Linked DNA regions of Homo sapiens: region 2 is linked to region 1. A link is an interaction called in ENCODE POLR2A ChIA-PET data of the cell type or tissue named here. Cell type or tissue: Panc1. All regions are shown on one strand. Region 1 overlaps IL23R (interleukin 23 receptor). Region 2 has its middle 3.3 kb from the start of IL23R.

What was found. ChIA-PET counts read pairs that join two places held together with the same protein. Peaks named below come from ENCODE experiments on the same cell type or tissue, not always from the same donor. Only the 100,000 strongest peaks of a DNase experiment are listed, where the experiment ranks them.
Region 2: POLR2A ChIA-PET joins it to region 1 with 13 read pairs; 5 of 35 experiments call an interaction of 5 or more read pairs at or near these places.

Annotation. Positions count from the first base shown.
Region 1 is chr1:67,221,781-67,224,280 of GRCh38, reverse strand. The region is part of intron 7 of IL23R (interleukin 23 receptor); the gene reads right to left. Among named protein-coding and RNA genes, the nearest start is that of IL23R, 57 kb to the right of the region's middle. In Panc1, no CTCF peak of the experiment used is centred here; no DNase peak of the experiment used is centred here; H3K27me3 peaks cover 246 bases.
Region 2 is chr1:67,161,933-67,164,432 of GRCh38, reverse strand. It overlaps a transcript of IL23R not described here. Among named protein-coding and RNA genes, the nearest start is that of IL23R, 3.3 kb to the left of the region's middle. In Panc1, no CTCF peak of the experiment used is centred here; a DNase peak (open chromatin) is centred at 1,362.

The DNA.
Region 1 (2,500 bases):
ATCATTTTATTTTTTCATTTGTGAGGCAATTCATACTTCAGCTGTGAAGTCTGATTCTTACTGCTTTTATTTACATCTTTATGTATGATGCAATGTAATTTATGTAATTATTATGCTTGATTTTTACTGTGTGTCTTCTCCAGAAGGAAACTTGTCCAAGGCAGGGAATTTTGTCTCCTTTGCTCACTGAGGTTCTGCAAGGATCTAAAAATGCCTGGCACATGGTAGAGGCTAAATGAGTATTTTGTGAATGACTGTCTTTTCATAGGTCCCTTTTTAAAAAGCAATCAATATTAAAGATTCGGTAAAAAGCAGTTCGACAACATACATCAGCATCTTAAAAGGTGCTTAACTCTTGATGCAATAATTCTTCTTTAGAACTAAAGGAATAAAGACCATTTATATACAAAGCTATGCAAAGAAGTTTATTGATAATGGATAAAATGGAAATGACCTAGATGTTATTTAGGTAGGGAAATGCCTAAATAAATTATAGTACATACATAAACGAGAATGCCGTGCAGCCATGAAATCAGTTTTTAAAAACTTAACAGGGTAGATTAAGTAAGAAAATCAGGATATAAAATAGTATATACATCATAGCCCCAAACATTAAAAAAATGCATAGGAAAAACTAGTATTAAATTAAATAAATGTAAATAGTGGATGTTTTTAGGTTGCATACTACAGTAAACTTACATTGCTTTTACACACAGAAAAAAAGGTACATTTTCAAAGAGATTTAACATGAGCACTTTCCCTAACACACTTTTACTGTTTCTCATGTAATGTGTCTTAGAAGGGAATTTGTACCAAGAGAACAGTCTATGGTTTCTCTTAGCTAACATGTTAAACTTTAATAAATCCAAGTTTTCAGGGATACTTAATTTTAATTGGTATTTTTGTCTCTTAAGTGATTTTTCTCCTCAGGAAACAGACCTTAAATTTAAACTGTGGTGTTCCTATTTCCTTCTACCTGAAGCTTAAGACTTTTATCTTTATTTTACTTTATTTATTTATTTATTTAGAGACAGAGTCTCGCTCTGTCACCCAGGCTGGAGTGCAGTGGCAGGATCTTGGCTCACTGCAACCTCCGCCTCTCAAGTTCAAGAGATTCTCCTGCCTCAGCCTCCCTAGTAGCTGGGATTACAGGCACCTGCCACCACACCCAGTTAATTTTTGTATTTTTAGTAGAGACGGGGTTTCACCATGTTGGCCAGGGTGGTCTTAAACTCCTGACCTTAGGTGATCCACTCGCCTTGGCCTCTTAAAGTGCTGGGGTTACAGGCATGAGCCACCACACCTCGCCAAGACTTTTATGTTTAAAGAAGAACATTTGTAGTCCTATACTTAGAATACTTAAGTAAGTTGCTCCTCTGCTTCCCTGAAATTAAAGAATGAAATTGCTGAGGGATGGTGGGGAAAATGCACAGTATTTTCACACTGGGATTAAAAGTCTCATACTCTACCAACTGACCTAGCCAAGCAGTTCAATATTTTGAATAAGAAAAGTTTTGTTATAGTTTAGGTGTCATTACCCACCAGCAATGTACTATTTAGTAAGTCATGCCCAGTTTCCGCTTTTGTAAAGTAGCGCTAATTACACTACCAAATATGGCTGACATCATAATCAAACAAGCTTATACACAGGAGTACTTCGTAAATGATAAATGGTAGTTATCAATTTGCATAATCTTGCTAGGCAGTTATAGAGTTCATTAAAAAAAAGGGTTATCAACTAAATTCTGACTATTATAAAATGGCATCTAAAGTCCACGAATTGTTAACAGTATCAACTTGACAGAATACCTTCAATTAAAAACTAACTTTTAAAAAAGAGAACTGATACTGAAAATAATTCCCTGGCTGGGTGCCATGGCTCACGCCTGTAATCCCAGCACTTTGGGAGGCCAAAGCGGGCGGATCACCTGAGGTCGTGAGTTCGAGACCAGCCTGCCCACCATGGTGAAACCCCGCCTCTATTAAAAATACAAAAATTAGCCAGGCATAGTGGTGGGTGCCTGTAATCCCAGCTACTCGGTAGGCTGAGGCACAAGAATCTCTTGAACCCAGGAGGTGGAGGTTGCAGTGAGCCGAGATCACACCACTGTACCTCAGGCTGGGCAAAAGAGCAAGAGAGCAAGACTGTCAAAAAAAAAAAAAAAAAAAAAAAAAAAAGAAAGAAAGAAAGAAAGAGAAAAGGATTCCCTAATAAGTTGTTTCTTCATTTTAACATTTTTAAATTTAATTTCTATTTATTTTTATTTTTTTTAAATAGAAGCAGAGTCTCACTATATTGCCCAGGCTGGGTTTGAACTCCTAGGCTCAAGCAATCCACCTGCCTCCATTTCCCAATGTGCTGGGATTACAGGCATGAGCCACTGCACCTGGCCAAAGTATTTCTAAGATTTGGGCAGTAGGAGATACCAGAAGAGCTTTGCAGCAAGTCATGCTCTTTGCTCCCTCTACTAATTTGGCAGCCATCAATATTTATAATGTA
Region 2 (2,500 bases), 60 kb after region 1:
TTGAACTCCTGACCTCAGGTGATCCTCCTGCCTTGGCCTCCCAAAGTGCTAGGATTACAGGCGTGAGACGCCTCACCCGGTCTGGTTTTTTGTATTTGTTGTAGAGATAGGGTTTCACCATGTTGGCCAGGCTGGTCTCGAATTCCTGACCTCAAGTGATCTGCCCATCTCAGCCTCCCAAAGTGCTGGGATTACAGGCGTGAGTCACCGTGCTCTGCCCAAGAGCTGATTTTTAAATCAGATTTTCTGGCCTTTATTGTTTTTGTTTTTGCTATTGAGTCATTTGAGTTCCTTATGTATTTTGGATATTAACCTTTTATCAGATAAATGATTTGCAAATATTTTTTTCCCTTCTGTAGGTTGTCTTTTTATTTTGTTGGTTGTTTTCTTTGCTGAGCTTTTTAGTTTGATATAGTCCCACTTATTTATTTTTGCTTTTGTTGCTTGTTTTTTCAGTGTCATATCTAAAAATATTTTTACCCAGACCAGTGTCAAAGAGGTTTTTCCCTATGTTTTATTCTAGGAGTGTATTAGACTGTTCTTGTGTTACCATACAGGAATAACTGAGACTTGGTAATTTATAAAGAAAAGAGGCTTAATTGGCTCACAGTTCTATAGCCGGTGCAAGCATGGCACCAACATCCGCCTGGCTTCTGGTGAGGCCTCAGTAAGTTTACAATTATGGCAGAAGGCAAAGCAGGAGCAGGTGCATCACATGGAGAGAGCAGGAGCAAGAGGAGCAGGGGGAGGTGCCACACACTTTTAAACAACCAGATCTCACCTGAACTCTGAACGAGAACTCGCTCTCATCATCAAGAGGATGGCACTAAGCCATTCATGCAGGATCCGCCCACATGATCCAAACACCTCCCACTAGGCCTAACCTCCAGCACTGGGGATTACATTTCTTTTCTTTTTTCTTTTCTTTTCTGTCTTTTTTTTTTTTTTTTTTTTTTTTTTTTTTGAGACAGGGTCTTGCTCTGTGGCCCAGGCTGGAGTGCAGTGGCATGATCTCTGGTCACTGCAACCTCTGCCTCCTGGGTTCAAGTGATCTTCCTGACTCAGCCTCCCAAGTAGCTGGGACTACACACACCTGCCAACACGCCTGGCTAATTTTTGTATATTTTGTAGAGATGGTGTTTCATCATGTTGGCCAGGCTGGTCTCAAACTCCTAATCTCAAGTGATCTGCTCACTTTGGCCTCCCAAAGTGCTGGGATTACAGGCATGAGTCACCACACCTGGCCACATACATCTTTTGACTCATCCAAATGATGGTATCTGTAGCAGCTGCTCTTTTCTTCTCAGTGTCCAGCACCTCATGGCTCATTCAGCTTTGTTGGAGAAAAAAGATTGAATCATCACCATTTCCTGTGAGGTGTGCATTAAAAGCCAATGTTGACTTATTTCCTAAGAGCTTCTTAGAGACTTTACAACGCCAGTAAGTGAAGGTAAATTCAAAACCTTCAACATACAACTCTAGCTCTTGAAGACTGCGTGCACACCTTTAAGGAGGTCAGTTTTCAGATTCTCAAATTCCATATGTGCTCTTTCCTAAATCTGATTTCCTTGAAAATGAGCCGGGGTTCACAGTAATCATTCTCTAAATTCATAGTGAATAGCATCCCTCCATCTCAAATCTCATGTAGTGCATTGCCTTGGGTGTAAATAGCTCCAGAATATCAAACAAATGGATAAATGGAAATACTGGTTTTAGGGAGGGCTCCTTGGATAATTAATCAAGGTATTTTAAACATCCAAGACTTTAAGCCTTTTCCTGTCATATAGATATATGTGAAGCTCACTAAAATATTTCTATTTCAGCCCATGCTGGGATACTCAGAATTTTAGCCAATTCAGGGATATTTGAGCCCATTTTGGATCTCTGAATCTAGGATATCGAAGGAATATGGGAGACTTATGGCTATCCTCTTGAACATAAATGGGATTTTTTTTTCTTTCTCTGTCTCCCAGGCTGGAGTGCAGTGGCGCGATCTCGGCTCACTGCAAACTCCACCTCCCAGGTTCAAGCAATTCTCCTGCCTCAGCCTCCTGAGTAGCTGGGACTACAGGCTACATGTGCCACCATGGTGCCACATGTGCCACCATGCCCAGCTAATTTTTTATATTTTTAGTAGAGATGGGTTTCACCGTGTTAGCCAGGATGGTCTCAATCTCCTGACTTCGTGATCCGTCTGCCTCGGCCTCCCAAAGTGCTGGGATTACAGGAGTGAGCCATCGTGCCAGGCCATAAATGGGATTTTTGATGAACCATTACTTTTTTTTTTTTAAACATTGGATAAAATTTATATGTAAAATTTTACTTGATTTCTTTCAGATTTGGTTAACTTTATTCAATAAGATAGTAAAAGGCTATTTTATCAAATCATATCATGGCATATCTGTGTCTTTAACAGCCTCGTCTTAGTTTTTTCGTCTTTGAAATGTTCAATCACTCTATTATATTTAAAAGAAAGTAAGTTTATTTAGAGCTTTAAAAA